Regions from separate parts of the Mus musculus genome. Here region 2 is linked to region 1. A link is a loop called in an ENCODE intact Hi-C map of the cell type or tissue named here. Cell type or tissue: left cerebral cortex. All regions are shown on one strand. Links, peaks and the distances in the headings refer to the core of each region. The heading gives the core; the rest is flanking DNA. Region 1 has its middle 36 kb from the start of 4932438H23Rik. Region 2 holds the start of Olig2 (oligodendrocyte transcription factor 2).

The links. Peaks named below come from ENCODE experiments on the same cell type or tissue, not always from the same donor. Only the 100,000 strongest peaks of a DNase experiment are listed, where the experiment ranks them.
Region 2: a loop joins it to region 1, with 2.1 times the contacts of the local background. A loop is called at or near these places in 2 of 42 quality-filtered maps.

What each region holds. Positions count from the first base shown.
Region 1 is chr16:91,101,117-91,110,103 of GRCm38, forward strand. It overlaps a transcript of 4932438H23Rik not described here. Among named protein-coding and RNA genes, the nearest start is that of 4932438H23Rik, 36 kb to the left of the region's middle. In left cerebral cortex, for the core only: no CTCF peak of the experiment used is centred there; no DNase peak of the experiment used is centred there.
Region 2 is chr16:91,220,350-91,229,336 of GRCm38, forward strand. It overlaps Olig2 (oligodendrocyte transcription factor 2), which reads left to right and starts at 5,201. Exons shown (of 2, transcript NM_016967.2): 1 at 5,201-5,304; 2 at 5,996-8,328. The coding sequence starts at 6,051. The coding sequence ends at 7,022. Gm52261 (a long non-coding RNA gene) reads right to left here. Exons shown (of 2, transcript XR_003951962.1): 2 at 8,230-8,987. In left cerebral cortex, for the core only: a CTCF peak has its summit at 4,549 (motif pointing right); DNase peaks (open chromatin) are centred at 2,113, 2,269, 4,615, 5,044 and 1 more place; H3K4me3 peaks cover 4,463 bases; H3K27ac peaks cover 2,448 bases.

The DNA of each region.
Region 1 (8,987 bases), core at 635-8,634:
CTATCTGGTCATATCTCAGCCCTTATGGCCCTTCATGCTAGAGGTGATCTGAATGAAACTCTTCTGTCTTCCCAGAGGGATAACAGCAAAGGGCAAGACAACTGAACACCTTCCAGAGGGTTCTGACCTCACAGCCTCCTGGAAGCCCCAATGGAGGCAGAACAGTTTCTGAAACTGTTTCAGTTGGTCTGCTTGCTGTCTTACTCTCAGGCCATGGTTACATGTAGTTTTCCTGTGGTCGTTTATAATTGGCACCCATAGTCCATAGGGAATGATACTATTAGGAGGTGTGGCCTTGTTGGAGGAAGTATGCCACCGTGGAGGTTGGCTTTGAGGTCTTACATACTGTCCATACACACACACCTACTGGAGCAGTCTCCGGCTGCCTTTAGAACAAGATGTAGAATTCTCAGCTCCTTCTTCAGCACCATGTCTGCCTGCAGGCTGCCATGCTTCCCACTGTGAAGGTAATGGACTGAGCCTCTAAAATTGTAAGCCAGCCCCAGCTAAATGTTGTCCTATATAAGAGTTACCTTGGTTGTGGTGTCTCTTCACAGCAATGGAAACCATAAGACATTTACCAATTCAGTATATTTTCATAAGGAGGATTTGTTTTTATAGTTACATTTTTAAAGAGTTAAAAGTAACCAGTAGGGTTTTTTTTTCCCCTCATGAATCGTGACAGTAGCACCAGGGCATTCAACTGAGAATGAAGAGATCTTCTGAGAACAGCGCTCACAGGCTCACAGGCTCACAGGCACCGCTATAACCCTTGAAGCGCTCACCCAGATTGTTTCATACAAGTGGAATTAGAATTCCATGTTCTGGGCTGGAGAGATGGCTCAGCGGTTAAGAGCACTGACTGCTCTTCCGGAGGTCCTGAGTTCAAATCCCAGCCACCACATGGTGGCTCACAACCGTCCATAATGAGATCTGACTCCCTCTTCCGGTGCATCTGAAGACAGCTACAGTGTACTCACATATAATAAATAAATAAATCTTAAAAAAAAAAAAAAGAATTCCATGTTCTGATGAGAACACAGTTACAGCGCCACAGCGCTTCCTTTCAGATAACCGTGCTGAAGACAAAGTCTATGCTTCCGGGGAATCAGAGGCTGGGGAGTCACTCCATTTGAATTTGATCTGCAGTTGCTTCCACTATCAAACGAGGGACCCAAACCTTCAGATCAGACCTGGCATTGTCCCTAAATGTTTAACAAAAGGGGATGTTGTGGGTATTTCTCTTCTATGTTGGCAAATCTGAGGTCCCAGTATAGAGGACAGACTGCACGTAAATCCAGGTGCATGTGTCTATGTGTAGACATATAATTTAATAAAAAAAAAAACAATTTTTTTGTGTGTGTATGGGGGAGGTTGAGGAGAATGTGAAGGTGTGTCAGGAAACCAGAGATGTCCGATTCCCCTGGAACTGGAGTGACCGCCTGTTGTGCGCCGCCTATCCTGGGTATGAGGAACCAAACTCAGACCCTCTGCAATGGGCAGTACTGGCAGTGTAACTAACCACTGGGCCATCCTTCCAGTCCCAATATTTTACTTTCCATGTTATTTATTGAGCTACAGCCTTCACCCTCCATATCCCAGTGAGCCTTTAGATGCTCCAAGATATGCTAGGTCCTTTTCCCCCTGCCGTCCCCACCTGAGATTGCTCAGAAACCACACAAGAATATGTACAAGCATCCTGCAAGGGGTTGAGTCCCAAGACCCATGAGTGTTCAAGTCGTTTGTACAAAATGGCAGAGTCCTGCATACTCTAAGGCATGCCTAAGTAACCTTTTAATGCTATATAGATAGTTGTTAGCCCTGATATGTATAGAGATAATGGCAAGGAAGAGTGTACATGTTCGGTGCCGATGACATTTTCTGAATATCTTCAGTTCAAAGTTGGTTAAATCTGGGCTTGAGCTTTAAGATATAGGGGATATGTGTGTACGTGTGTGCATCTCTCTTTCTCTCTCTCTGTTTCTGTCTCTGTGTGTGTGTGTTTCTTTGTAATAATCAAGCATATTTATATTTGATTCCTGGACAAGAGACCAGACACTGTGTTACAATTAATTATTCATCATAAGAACTGTAAGAGACGCCATGGTTCCCATTTTATAGATGAGACAGAGAAGGCTCTCATAAAACGTGAAGACCAACTTGGGTTTCAGAACAGCTGAGGTTTTGCCATTCCGGAAGTCAGTACGTGCAGGTGAAAAGCCGCTTTCTTCTGCGGCCCGCCAAGCTTGTCCCTGTTACAGAAGCAGCTGAAAGAAAGAAAGAAAGAAAGAAAGAAAGAAAGAAAGAAAGAAAGAAAGAAAGAAAGAAAGAAAGAAAGAAAGAATCCGAACTTTCTTCATTTGTTTCCGTTAGGGCTTGCGGTTAAGCTCTGCTTCCCGTTGTCAGCTCCTGTTCCTCCTAAGAACAAGACAGTACGCAGGTGTGGGTCCGCTTCGGTCTTGCTGCAGCCTCTGTCATTCCCTGCAGCCTTGGAAGATCCAGACGCCTACATTCTCTGACAGCTTTCCCTGGCAAGGCAGCCACTCGCTGTTTTATACAACACTTAGGGGCACGCCTCTCTCTTTCAACCTTTCACCAAGTGTCTGTGTTTTCTTCGAATACGGTTCAGAAGTTATAATCTCTAACGTTGAAATGCCCGAGATATTGTGATGAAGTAGGAAAGAAAATCTTGGGTTTGATGAAAAGGTATGACACGACAAAGGCGAGGACTGCGGGATTCTGGGAGTAGGAGAGAGGTGGGAAACAGAGGGACCACGGGTCTGGCCCTCGGAGCCACTGCGTTGAATAGGCCATTGAGTCTGTGCAGCTCTCCTCGGCTTAACTGGCCGCAACAGAAAAAAGGCTACAGTCTTCAGACTGAAGACTATGAGAAGCTGAGAGCTGTGGTCATGGCCTAATCGATAACTTTATGAAAAAAAAAAAATGGGACTGATGCTGCCACAAGAGTCTTCCGGTGCCCCGTATTCTGTGGCTCGGATGGCATCGTTAAAAAAACAAGCCAGGTCATATTGGGGATGAGGGGCCGTTCCTTTCCTACAGCCCAAGGTGCTTGCTTTACTAATAGCCATTGGCTTTGCAAGTTACTGTTGGTCTCTCCGAGCTGCAAAATGCCAGCGCCGGGGCCGGTCACAGACAGGGAAAAAGTTGGAAGGACTTTTTAGTTAATTCACAATTGCTGCTTGCAGAGTTCCCCAAAGTTGGGGTGTGGGAATGTGTTTGGGGCGCAGTGCAAAATTTAACAATGGACTTAATGACGTGTGAGAAAGAAAAGCCTAGGATGACAAGGAAAGTGGCCATCCTGGCCAAGTCCGTGTGGCAACAAAGAACGGAATTCTTAAGGTAGAGACTTAGATCCGCCTTGAAGGCAATCAAACTTGTAACCATCACTCTGCTGGTTTTCTCTATAAATTAACACAAAGCCAGTTTAATCTAAAAATTATCATGCAGCAAATAATAAATAAATAAATAAAAATAAAGAAAAAAGAAAAGGAAAGAAAAAAAATTCACCTTATTTACCACAGTTTTATCCCTCAATGCTTCTGTGTTAGTTTAATTTGCTCACCAAACTTTTTTTAAAAAGATAAAGTAAACTTTATTGAGTTTAAGCATATTTGCCTATGAAATGTTTTGGAAATCTAAATGACCCACCTTAGACAACTAATGCAATTTAAAAGTAGAGAGACCTTGCTTCCAGGTTGAAGCAACAGGTATTAAAATGGATAGAAACAGAGTTTTTGACCTCACTCTCTGCTCTGTTGCTAAAATCTCACATCTCCAATGAGTCCTGTTAGTTTTCAGCTGCTTTCTGAGGAGCAGGGTGCTGGCAGACAGACTGTTTCCCTGCTAAACAATAGTCCTGTTTAATTTAACGCCTTCAGCAAAAACCCAACAATATCCCACAAGACCATTACACACTAGTTTACCCTTCTCTTTTCGTTTTTTCATGTTTCACTTTCGGGAGCAGGGAGGGGAGGGGACAAGGCTAAAAACAAACTAATTTTTGGTCATTTTATTCCTTTCGCAAACAGTTTGAAGACTAACCAATTTGTACTTACAAATCTGGGGCATTAGCAGACGGGGACCCTAAATCCGCATGCACACAAGCGGTAACTGTTTGTATGCCAAGCTGTTTGTAAGCCTGATTTGACAGCAGAGAGCTATTCATTCCTTTGTCAACTGTCAGTCTAAAAACGTTAACCTGCCTGGGTCCCGGGGTATGGGAGCGCTAAGTCTTCCCTCCTTCAACTGTATAATGAACAGACTGTTTCATTAATGAGACAATTCACTCCACAAATCCAGCCCAAACAACTTATTTCACAATTTGTGAGCAGAATTAAATTTCAGGGGAGTCGCAAGAGGGGGTGGGAGGGAGGGGGGAGTAGGTGAGTTGTGCACAATATATCAAGGGATCAATGCGTTGGGATAAGTGTCCCAGGCAATTTTGCCAGCGGTTGTGGGCCGAGGCTTGGGAGGCCACGGCATGCAGATCAGCGGATTAGGTGGGGGGAGCGCAGCATTAGGTCAAGTGTCTCACGGGGAGCTGATAAACACCCCAAACCTGACAACAGATTTTCCTTTCTTCCAGCACCACTTGGTAAGTGTCAGAGCAAATCTTCTGAATGGCAGTGCGCTTTACTTAGAGGCCTTTCTTCAGGGGGACACTCTGTCCATTTTCCTGAAGCCCATTCCAGGCTGCTTCAGGAATAAATTTGCCCGGCATCTCACACTCACTCGCCACACACACACACACACACACACACACACACACACACACACACCACACCGCCTTTCCCTCCATATCTTAACTATAAGCCTTTGTCTCAAGGTGTGTGAACCAGCCCCAAAATCCACATCGAGAGTCCCTGAGGTTTCAGAGGCCCTGGATTTAGCTTTAATACAAATTAAGCACTTTGAAGATTATACAATAAAAAAACCTCCTCCCTCCCTCGTCAGAGTTCTGTAACAGAACTCTCATTTTAAACGTGGCCAGTGTATGGATTCTGTTAAATGGGGAAGCTGTAAGCAGCAAATGGTCACAGAACAACTCAGTCTCATAATATCCTATATATCCATTGCCGTTAATTCAAACCAAGTCGTCAGTGTGTTGTATTTCTTCTGATTTTGCAACCCGAAAGGGAGAGGCCATGCTTACCATATTAAGTTGTATCTCTGTGTTAACTCAAAGTGCATGATAGAAAATCAATGTTGCAACATCAAACATGGCCTAACTAGGTCCTAGCCGGGTGCTTGGTTTCATTTAGAGATGTTCTGAACTGTTTAAGCAGCCTTAAATGTTCCAGGACACTTTGTTGCCTGCAGCCCGCTTTCTTACCTTTTCCATTTCTCCTTTTAAACTTCTTTTGGTGGTTTCATGTTTAACTCAGCAGGGCTTGCAAACCCAAAGCAAAGTTTTGAAGTTTAGAAGTTTTCAAAATGATCGACTGGAAGAGGCTTTCAAGAGCCAGAGTGTCATCTACCTTTACATTAAGCTCTAAGTTAGAAGACATTTTCCTTTAGCAAGTGTGGGGCAGTCTTTCTCCATTCTGCATTTTGATTTAGCAGGGTAAGCTATGTCTATGAAATACTGAGCAGCACTTCAGGACAGAGGACCACTGCAGACATCCTTAGAAGTTAATTCTTTTTCTTGCTATTTCTACCTGCTTTACGGAGAATATTTTCTCAGGCATGGTGGCAATTAGCACCCAGATGCTTGCCATTCTGCCTCTGGAATGTAACTATAACATCTTTTTTTTTTCTTTCTTTCTTTTTCCTCCTCGAAAATGTTTTCTCTTCCTTGCATTTTCATTTTTAAATTAAAATTATAGCTCCGTATTTTCTATTTTAAAAAGTACTTAATTTTGCACATTAGGTTTTGGCTAATCCTCCTGTTTATACTTCTTAGTAGTTACTTTCATCTTTGGTTTCGGAGAATTTCCAAACTCTTTTTTTTTAAGTGTGTGTGTGTGTGTGTGTGTAAGAGAGAGAGAGAGAGAGAGAGAGAGAGAGAGAGAGAGAGAGATGTGTGGAATTTTCTCATTCCACACGTATGTGGTTTTGCGGATCGCCTCCGGTCGTCAGTGCCTGCTGAGGTTGAACACCTTGCTGAGGGTGATCTCAAAGGTGCTGTGTTTTTCTGCGGGATTCCTGTTACAGTGACAGGCGCCCCCTTTGTGTCTCTTTTCACCCTTTTGAATATTTTCATTTTGTGTGTATGGGCGTTTTGCCCGCAGAGATAACTGTCTGCCACTTATGTGCCAGCAGAGGGCATTGGAGTCACTAGACCCGGAATTATGGATTCCCAGCTTTCATATGAGTGCTAGGAATAGAACTCTGGTCCCTGAAAGAGCAGCCAGCGTTTGTCACCACTGGGCCACCTCTCTAGTCACCCTTTGTAAGAAATAGAAATGTGTTGTATCTGAGTGCTGAATGCACCCATCAATTAAGATACTCAGGGGATCTCCCAAGGAACAACTTCTCCCCCACCTTCGAAGACTAGGATGCTTCTGAGAAAGTTAGCTTGATGTTTGCTGCTGCTGCTGGCAGGTCCTAGGCTAACCAAAAAACACCACATAAAACACCTTGCTGGTTGGACGCGCCCGTGGTCCACTGTGATCCGCTATGCCAAGAATTCCATGAATAATAATGAGGACGCAAACTGTCAAGCAGAGAGCCTGCCTAATCACGCGGAAATCTTGCACTGTCACAGCCCCTCCCCTTCCCATAAAGCTGCTTCAGCTCCATCCTTGCATCAGCATCACTTAACCATCTCCCCCCCCCTCCCCCCCCCCCTGCCTTCGCGAGTCCCCTCCCCACAACCCCTCCCCGAGGCCCCTCCCCACAGCCCCTCCCTGAGGCTCCTCCCAGAGTTGGCTGTCACACTGGCCTTTCCAGTTCTCCTCTGGAATGTCAAGCAGCTTCCGACAGGATGAAAGTTAAAGTAAGTCTCCTACCTACAGACACCCACTCCAAGAGACTGGAGTCCCTCCTCCCTCCAGTCCTTCCCAAACAGCTCCAACTAACCAAGTATTCAAATGCCTGAGACTACAGGGGGCATCTCATTAAAATCACCACACTCAATAAAGTGCTTACCATGAAAGTATGAGGACCTGGGTTGGGTCCCCAGCTCCCACAAGAAAGAGTTGGATTGACAGTATGCTTGTTAATCTTAGCACCTAGGAAGACAGAAACAGGCAAATCCTTGAAGGAGACCTGATCCATCTTAAGAACCAGGTGGATGCTCCTGAGGAAAATCACCTGAGGTTGGTTTCTGGCTTCCACAGATAGAAGCACTCACACATGTGAACACACATATGTGTGCACACATATGCTCATGCACATGCATGTGTGCACACAGGCTAACAATTAGAAGGGCTTCCAAGACACCCTTAACACAGCACAGACCATTTAGTTGCCCATCAGATTTGTGGTAGGATTGGTTACTTTTTCGTTGCCATAGTGATAAAACACTATGGCAAAGGCAACTCTTCAAAAGAAGACATTTAATTGGGCTGATGGTTCCAGAGGGTTAGAGTCCTTGATGATTGAGTGAAGGCCTGGAGGCAGGTGACTGGAGCAGTTGAGCGCTCACATCTTAATCCACAAGCAGGATGCCAAGAGAAACTAATTCAAAATGACACTATTCCCAAAGTGCACCTCCCCACACCAGTGACACAGCTCTTCCAACAAGGCCACACCTTCTAATCCTTCCCAAACAGTTCCACCAACTGGGGACCTAGTATTCACACATACGCACCTATAGGGGCCATTTAAACAACTGCAGAGATTCACACACTATCACTGAAGATGCACTTTTGTAGTAGAACCTGGAGAAATCAAAGTGATATTGAACTGGAAAATTACTCTCTGTTGGTTACCTATCACAACGTTATAAGAGCCAGGAAAGAAAGGGTACCAACAGTTAACCCAGCAAGCTACATTAATAACTCTCCTGAAAGTTATCAATGCCCACTGCTAACAATAGTGGCACAAATGTCTTGGGGGTAGCCAACAGTTGGCTGAAAGACACGCTTGACAGGTGGGAACTCATGCATGTGGTGGTTAGCCTGGTGGAGAATCCATGGCTAGGACCCCATAGACTCAAGGAAAGAGCCTACTACTGAATCTTGCTAACTGACATGGTCACTACCTTCTACATACTTATCTTTATACGCACAGATTAGACTGGCTTACACCTCACGGGAGAAGCTTGCTTTTCAACAATGGATGGAAGTCAACACAGAGAACCACAAATGATCAAAACACAGATAGATAGTTCATCCCCAAATGGGCCAGCTATATCAGATCCATTTTCCCTAAGACTCGGAGAACATCATGGAAGGAAGGGGAATGCCAGGGCCAACAAGCGGGAGTGGGTGGGTGGGGAAGCGGGGCAGAGGGAGGGTGTGGGGAACATTCGGGATAGCATTTGAAATGTACATAAAGAAAATATCTAATAAAAATAAATAAATAAATAAATAAATAAATAAATAAATAAATAAAAAGAACCAGAGACTCAGACAGCTGTGAAACGTGTCCCCTGGACATGATACAACAGGGATGTTGCTCCCATGAACTCTGAGATATCTGCTTTCACACAATCTGCACAAACACAAACCCCACACTGAACAGCGTTCCAGAATGGGTAAAAGAAGGGCTCCCAGGACCCCAGCCCTACTTGGGGGGAGGTGCTGAAGGAGGGGGTCAGTTTTCATCAGGGGTGGGACTTTGGTAGGTTGTCCATGTCACAGTGAATGGCCCACCTCCCATATGTGAATGTGGGCAATACCATTAGGACTCATTAGGTCATACATATGTGGAGAGAAAGTGTGCTCAAAGCTAGGAAGGGATGTGTGTAGGGAACGAGGGGTGGATATGATCAAAATAGGATGTATTTATATATGGAGGAAAAAGAGTAATTGGAAAGAAGACATGCCATAAACAATTGCTTGTAGTTATGGCACCTCTGC
Region 2 (8,987 bases), core at 385-8,384, 120 kb after region 1:
AGAACTTTACCTCAGTCACTCACTCGTCCTGTCCTGCACCACCGCAGCTGCATCTCATTCCTGTCCATTGTCGTTGTCTCCCTTCGCCCCCCCCCCCGCGACCCCCAGTGGTTCGGCTTGGCCTGAAGCCAAGGGGCAGCAGCCTGAACCCATCTCTGCTTCCCCGGACCAGGGCTCCGAGGAAACAGCAGGTGGCTCACTTCGCCTTGGGAGAGCCTGGTAGTTGAGCTCAGGTCTGACGAGGTCTTCACTTGCCTTAAGGGGAGATGCTGCAACTCCCAGCTTCGCGCCCCCCCCCCCACCTCCCACCCCGTGATCCGAGGGGCAACCTTAGACCTCATTAAATCTCTTGGGAACTAGGTTAACTAGATGGGGGAAACCTAGTTAACGCTGTTGTCTATGTGGCGCGTGCATAAAACTCAGTGTGGCCATCGCACCACTAACCCCCACTTAGTGGTACTGACTCACCTCTATCCCGGGAATGCGGGGCTCAGTGAGCTCCAGCCTGCGGAAGGAGCTCGGAAAAGGAAGAAGGGGCGAGAGTGTGGGAGTGCTGGGTGACCTGAAGCTCAGGGTGGGGGAAGGGCTGGGCCCCAGAGGAAGGTGGGGTGGGGGTGGGGTGACCACAAAGGGATAGGAGGAGTCTGTGTACAAAGGTGAGAAAAGAGCCTTGAACATTCTACTCCTGAGAATGGGTCCGTGGAAAGGGGGAGAAGCAAGGGAGGTCAGGGCCCCTCGGGCTGAAATGCAACTTGCAGCCCGCAGCTGGGTGCAACAGTTGCTGCGGTTTTGTCCACACCCCCCAACCCCCCACCTCGCCAGAGAAGAGTGGCAAGCAGTGGTAATGGGCTCCACTTCCTCAGTATGTGGGGTGCTCCTGGGTCTACCCTACCAGGGAGGTGCTGGAAATAGTACAAGTGCCTCTTATTCACGAAACCCAATAGAGGGAATTATCACCTCTTGTTAGCCTGGGTGGGTCTCCTCTGCTCCCAGAAACTAGTTGCTTCTCTAGAATCCAGTCTGCACTGGCTAAATCCACTTTACAACTAAAAGGGCACACAGGACTTGTCAAAGGAGGGGGATGCTTCCCATAAGTGCTTGGAAGCCTGGACTCCCCCACCTAAACCTCCACATCGCACACACTGGAATAATTCTGAGGAGGCAGGAGATTAGCTCCGGAGCAGTGAACCATTCCTGACTTTGGTCAAAGAAGCAGAGGCCAAGTAACTCCTGGACACCTGGCAAAAGCAGGGAAGAGAATGGAAGTTTAGAACAAAGCTGTGGAGGACTTGGAACCCAACCCCAACATTGACTTCTAATCAGTGGTATCTGTAAAATGGGAACAATGACCCTTCAATGCCAACGCCAAAGAGGGGAACTGGGCAACCAGTTTGTGTGCTGAGCCCAACAGAAGTTCATTTCCATCCTTGTCCAGTGCTACCCGGATGTCATCCCACCAAGAACTTGGATCAGGACAGAGATGCATTTCAGTGGCCAGGATCATTAAGAGCAGGTGGCTGGGACCTGGGAAAGTAGCTCACGTCTCTCCAAGACTTAGTTTTCTCTTTGTAAAATGGGAGCGATGCTTCTCTTTAGGGCCAGCTAGAGAGTAACTGAAAGAGCCAGTCAAAACCGGCTGAACGCGTGCGGGGGAGGGGGCGGGGTGTTGGGGGGCGCAGCTCAGATAACCTTGAAGCAATCACCAGCTCTGCCATTCTAAAGGCTCACTCACACCCCACAATTCGGAGTACAGAAATGACCTGTTTATTGAATACACCAATAGATCCTTGCCCACAGATGCACTGTTTTACTGTTACTAGTCCTTGCACAATTGCTTGAGAAGGCCTTTGGAAACATTCACCGCGCGCATGCACGCCACCTGCCAGCCAGGCAGGCAGACGTACAAAACCCTGGCGAGGTCCGGCTGGGGCTTCACGCTGAGTTTTGCCAAGCTCCGCCGGGTTCTGACTCCTGGAGTGTCTTACCGCACACGGTTGAGCTCCAAAGCTGCCATTCTACAGTCCTTCTGGCTTCCGGACCTCCAGTCCTCACCCCCACTCTCCGGTGCCAGAAGCCTTGCCTGCCACCGCCACCCCGGGAGGATTCTGCGCAAGGACACCGCTCTTCTTGGCAGCCAGGCAGAATCGCTGCCTGAATGCTAGTAGGAAGGAAGGAAGGAAGGAAGGAAGGAAGGAAGGGAAAGGAAGGGGGAGAGCCAGGACCAAATAGGGAACCAGGGAATCGGTGGGAGGTCTGCGCCCTGGAGCCCCGCGAGAGTCGCCCCAGCCGGTTTGGCACTGGCTCCTCCTGGGCCGCCAGGCTGCGGAGCAAAGGCCGGCCCTTACACGCACCCGGCCTTTTGTGCAAAGGCAACACAAAGGAGAGGGAAAAACACGTCTTCCGTTTTGAAGGAGGAGGCCAACAGCTCAGGACGCCTAGGCAAGCCAGGAACTCCCGGAGCCCGGCCTGCCGATTAGCCTAGGCAAGTGAACTCTCCATTCCCAGGGAAGGCATATTGGTCCAGCTGCGTGTGTTGGTTGGAAACGCGTCTCTAGGGCCCACCCAGGACACACAGGCAGGAGCTAGATCCTGACACCGGCGAAAAGTATCTCTCGGACCAAGAAGGACAAGCGGGGGCTAACCCCGACTAGTTTCCGATGGGGTGGGAGGAGTAAAGGAGACGCACGGAATTGTGTCCAGCCTCTGACTTGCCTCAGAGCCAGAGACCAAGGGACACAGATGGCCCTCAGGCGGCAAGCAGCTCTCAGACGAAGAGAAGGCAGCTGAGAGGAGAAGGAGACAGTTGGGAGCTGCCCGTCAAAGCTTCCGACTTAGAGAGTGAGGACCACCAGATGCCTGGAACTGCTGGGACAAGCTAGTTAGCTAACCAGGCTGCTACGCTAGCCACAGGGCTAGGGGAAGTGGAAAGGCTGGGGGTGGGGGTGGGGGACGCAGAGCCAGCTAGCGCTGCGCTCTTGCCTTCCGGCTCCTTTTCCAGGCTCGCCGCTGTAGAAAGGTTTCCCCAACTTTCGTCCGGGTCTCCAACTCCAGCTACTGGACCAAGTGTACAGAATGTCAGGCAGTTCTCCCGCAGACTTCCGGACGCAGAAGAGACAAACCAGTAGAACGCAACAAAAGAAGGAACCTGGGCGCTCGGATGCTCCGGGCAGTCACACTAGCCTGGGTGGCTGCAACCTATCTCCCGCATATTGTACCGCCTGAGGTTTGTTAGGGACTTTGGAGATCCACATCCCAGCTGGTGGCCCCACAGAGCTCACCCCCACGTACGCCCTCTCTGCGGTTTGCCAACGAAGGCCCAAGAGTGGTCCTCACATGCCCAAGCTCCTAATCCCCACCACAAGCCCCGTGTGACAGATTCTGCTAATTGAACGGTTATGGGTCATCCTCATAACCGTTGGGCGACATTATCACCACGCTTCAATTCTTCATGTTTTAAATACATATTTAACGGATGGCTGCAGAGCCAGCTGGGAAACACGCGGGTCGGAAAACAATGCTTCAGAAGGCACGAGATGAGGGGCAAACGCGCCAGCCCACTGACACTCGAGGGTGGACCCCAGGGGGGGGGGCGGGGGAGAACTTAGCACGAAATGAGGAGCAATCGCCTGAGTTTTCATGCCTGTTCTGACTTTGCTACAAGAAGACCAATTACTGTTTGTCTGCTTGCTTGTTAAAACTACATATGCGAATTCAAATACCAAGCAATGAGAAGTAACGAGAAAAGACCGTTAAAACTCCGTGAGAAGGAATTGGCGCTTATGTTTGGGGGGTGGAGGAGAGGTAGCACCCGAGATCTGTAAAAAATAAATATCCCAACAAACAAACAAAACGCATTTGAGCTGGAAATGTCCGGATGTGAGAAACAGTTGGGGGTGGGGATACAACCTACTGCCCCCATGCTTGGGCACTGCCAATTGCTCGCATCCATCCACGGTAGGCAGGGTCACCTGTATGGGCCTGGCCGTATTTTCTCCTGGAGGCTTGCTGAAATCAATTCCTAGGTTTTCACTTCCATAAAATGGGTGAGTGTATAGTTATCTCTAGACTTCCCCAGGCAATTCACCCAGATCCAGTTTCTCAGCTTTGTATGTGTGTGTGTGTGTGTGTGTGTGTGTGTGTGTGTGTGAGAGAGAGAGAGAGAGAGAGAGAGAGAGAGAGAGAGAGAGAGAGGCTGCTACCTATAAAAGACGTCCCAAGGCAGCTAGGAGTGTGTTTCAAGTATCAACTCCCATCCACAGCGGAGAGCCTCCGATAATTCTTTGCAAATAATGTTGCCTCTACTCCAAGGCTTGGGCACCAAGATGTTGGAAGTTCAGTGGCTGGGTTTCCCTGAAAATGAATGAGGTGGAAGTCGTTAACCATCGATGCGTTGGCGCTTTGACTGTATTGAAAATAGCTCTCCGGAGCTTCTACACAATCTAAACTTTATAATGAATTGCGATTTCTTCCCAGAGTGCTAAGAACCTTTCTCTGCTTCCTTGCCCGCCCCGTGCTCTCCAAGGCCATGCCCCCACCTGGGGGCGCTACCGCCTGTCCCCAAAGCTGCAGCAACTGCCACTAAGTAGAAAGGAGCTAAGGGAGTGGGGGCCTTCTGCGCCGCTAGTGTTTTCTTATGCAACCACAAATGGTCACAGTTTGATGAAAATCACTCGATAGGTCGGCAGCGGGAAACAGGAGGAGGCGGGAGGGCTAGCAAAAACTCCAGGTGTGGCAAGCAACCTCGGTGTTCATTCTCAGCCATAGAACTGGTTGGCCATCGGACGAGTTTGCAGATTCCCCGTCTCACTCCGTACCCTGGCCTGACGCTACAGTGACAATATTTATATTGAAAGTTGCAGGCGTTCCCTCTCTGCCAGGGTCCCCAGACTTCTTTAGCAGCCCCGCTAGCCCACCCGCTTCTTCAGCTCGCCCTTTCCTCTCCCTGCCCAGGTCCCTCCTCCCATCCCTCCTCGCGAATCTCTCTACCGCGGGCGCCCATTGGCTGTGTGCTGAGAGGAGGCGTGTGCCGGGCCCGGCGGGTTTCATTGAGCGGAATTAGCCGGGTGACATCAGCTTCGCAGCCCCTCGGGCCGGCCCAGCTCATTGGCGCCTCTGCCCCTCCAGGAAAAGCACATTGTTCCCGCCCCCCGCCCGGACCACCGCCACCGCCGTCGCTGCTGCCTCCACCCAGCTATAAAAACCAGCGGAACCCCGAAAGGTGTGGATGCTTATTACAGACCGAGCCAACACCAGCGCCCAGAGCCAGGTTCTCCTCCGCAGCGAGCACCTCAAATCTAATTCACAGTAAGTGTCCCCGCCCCTTAACTGCTCCAGCCTAAACCCCGAAGACCGACTTCTCCAAAGTGGCTAGGATTTAGGATGCACCCTACAGTGCTGGCCTACTGGCCGAGATCCCGCCCCAATAGGTACTAATGACTGCCTGGGTGTCTACACTCACCGCAGCATCCCAGGCTCCAATAACTCCTGTTGCGAGTCCGCAAGCTAGCCGCGCGGTCGTAGAACCAGCGCTTAGAAAGTGAATCCAATGCGGGCTGCCAGTGCGTGTGTTCACGCTTGCCGGCGTTTGCTGCGTGTGTAGATGGCGTTAAAGGCAGATGCGTCTGAGCACCAGATAGAAAATACTTCTCTATTCAGATCTCCGGTCCAGAGAAAAGTCCTCATTTATTCCAGGCCGGACTGAAGAAATAAAACCTCTAGAATGTCCCTCATTGAGGGCCACCCAGAAGTCCCTGAAATAAAGTAACCGGTGGATGAGTGGGGAGGAGAGAGATTAGGATAACTTGCATGCCCCGGGCTGCTAGAAGGCCAGACTGCCGCGGCGTAGATGCCAACCACCTTTGCGGGTTCCTGGAGCTGCCGTGCAGGCGGGGACGGCGATTGTCTCACTTCTTTCTCCACACCCTGTGTGTCTGTCTGTCTGTCTCTGTGTATGTGTGTGTCTGTGTCTGTGTATCTGTCTGGTTCTCTCCTCAAGTTCGGAAGGTTGAAAAAAGAAGGATCATTCGAGAGCTTAGATCATCCCTGGGGCCATGGACTCGGACGCCAGCCTGGTGTCTAGTCGCCCATCGTCCCCAGAACCCGATGATCTTTTTCTGCCCGCCCGGAGCAAGGGGGGAAGCAGCAGCGGCTTCACAGGAGGGACTGTGTCCTCGTCCACGCCGAGCGACTGCCCGCCAGAGCTGAGCTCCGAGCTACGAGGGGCCATGGGCGCGTCAGGCGCGCATCCCGGGGACAAACTGGGCGGCGGTGGCTTCAAGTCATCTTCCTCCAGCACCTCCTCGTCCACGTCCTCGGCGGCCACGTCTTCCACCAAGAAAGACAAGAAGCAGATGACTGAGCCCGAGCTGCAGCAGCTGCGCCTGAAGATCAACAGCCGCGAACGCAAGCGCATGCACGACCTCAACATCGCCATGGACGGCCTGCGGGAGGTCATGCCTTACGCGCACGGGCCGTCGGTGCGCAAGCTCTCCAAGATCGCCACGCTGCTGCTGGCGCGAAACTACATCCTCATGCTCACCAACTCGCTGGAGGAGATGAAGCGACTGGTGAGCGAGATCTACGGGGGTCACCACGCCGGCTTCCACCCATCGGCCTGTGGCGGGCTGGCACACTCGGCGCCTCTACCCACCGCCACGGCGCACCCCGCGGCCGCCGCGCACGCCGCGCACCACCCGGCCGTGCACCACCCCATCCTCCCTCCCGCAGCCGCCGCCGCCGCCGCAGCCGCCGCCGCCGCAGCGGTGTCCAGCGCCTCTCTACCGGGCTCCGGGCTGTCCTCGGTCGGATCCATCCGGCCTCCGCACGGCCTGCTCAAGTCACCGTCGGCAGCCGCAGCCGCCCCTCTCGGAGGCGGGGGTGGAGGCAGCGGTGGCAGCGGTGGCTTCCAGCACTGGGGCGGCATGCCGTGCCCCTGCAGCATGTGCCAGGTGCCGCCGCCGCACCACCACGTGTCGGCTATGGGCGCCGGCACCTTGCCGCGCCTCACCTCCGACGCCAAGTGAGCCGGCCAGCGGGGGTGCGTCCTGGAGAGCCAAGGGCTGCGGAGCAGCGCGGACAGGCCAGCGCTGGGGCTCCGGGGCTCTGTTGCAAGAAGGGGAGCTGGACCACGGGCTGGGCCTAGGGGATTATGGGGAGTCGAATATATGGGAACCGAAGCAATGGGAGCATTTGAAGCGATGGAGAGATGCGTTCGTTCCAGAACCTGGTTGACTCTTTGGCTGAACACTCCAAGGGTCTGGGAGGCGCCATTGTACAAAACGGCCACAACGCGCGGGTACTTTCATCCCTGGAACTTCCTGCCTGCACCCCCAGGAAGTCTAAAAACTAACTTTCCGGTGTACAAAGATTGACTCCCTGTCTGGGCTTAGACGAGACGCAGAGCACTGCACTTGACTTCTTTCCCCCACTTCAGGCGGGGTAGGAGACTCCCAGGAACCGCACTGCAGAAGCGACCTCTGGGCCTCACCCTGCAGGTTCATCCCTGGCCCAGGGCCAGGCACTAAGTTAGTAGACGCTGGCGTGGGTATCAGAAGCACTTAGGGTCCTGTGGTCTCAGAAGTGTGGCCTTCCCTCCTGTTGTCTCTCCTGTTGATTTGTGGTTTCCTAACAAATCTGTGAATGTTCCTTTTCAGAGCACAGGAGCAAGCTTTACAGACGCTTAAAATAGCACTTGTGGAATGGAATAATCCCAAAAGTCCCGATATGGAACGGAATCCTTTTTGGGTCTTATTTTTAAATAGATCTCCCCCCACACACACGCACACACACACTCACGCAACACACATTCTAAGCACACATCAATTGGTTTCTTACCCGACTGGGGACGCTGTTTTTTGGTACCTGGGGGCTTGACAAAAGAACAACATCAAAAAGTTGCTGTGAATATAGTTTGAGCTTTTTGGGAGGGGGTATTCTGTTGGGTTTTTAATAATTTCTTGTGTGTGTAAATATAATATCAACGAAATGCGCGATGCGAAGCTCTTTGTTCACGTGACTCCCCCCTCCGTCTAAGCCCGCTGTTTTCTTTCTGTGTCGTTGCCCTCCCACACACACACCTTTTGCCACCGTTAACACGAGGGGCAAACCCCTTCATGCGCGCTCCCTGGCGCGACCTGCATTACAACGTGGGCTTTACTGCGCCTGCCTCCTAACCTTCCACCTCTTCCGCGCTGCCCCTGCAGAGTGTATCTATCACCTGTTTTATTTTTGTAAAGAAAAAGAAGTGCTAAATAATATTTATTACTTGTTTGGTTGCATAAAACGAAACAAATGATGGAGTGTTGAGATTTTAAATAAAATTTAAAGCAAGGCAGGTGTTTTCAGTTTGTGTGAGGGAGTTACGGGGGAGGGACAAGGAGACGCTAGGGACAGCGATTCCTCTGGGGACGGATTTGTAGCTCGTTTTGCTGGCTTAGCCATGGAGAAAGATAAGGGATTTTTACTACTCCCTCCCTCCCCCAACACATGTTTTCTTTAAAAGAGCACGCTCTCCGGATGTGTATCACAGCTTTCTTGTGCTTTTTTATTTTGCACGCCTAATTGGAAACTCCCTTTCCCCTTCTAGTGAAAATAGAGCTAGTTCAAGAATGAATTTTCTTTCCAGGAGTGCCGAACTTTGGACCTTCAGGGCCAGGGACCGAGCCTCTGCGGAGGTTCTGGGAGCTTTAACAAAGCCCTCTTCAGCCAAGAGTTTCTTTTCTCTAAGCTCAGGAGCGTTCACTGGGCCTCACAGCACCACTGGATTCAGCTGAGCCGACTCTTGGGTCCCGGTGTACCGGCAAAGCCTGGGAATTTTGTGCAAAGCTCTGCAGGGGTGTTTGATGAGGATTCACCAGTCTCTTCCATCCTTTCTCAGCCTGCCCGTCCGCCACCGGCAAAGTGTGGGCGCTGGGAACCTATGGCTCTGGGAACCTTCCTGGTTTTAGAGGCGGCTCTCTTGCGGGGGGGGGGGGGCTGTGGATTTTTCT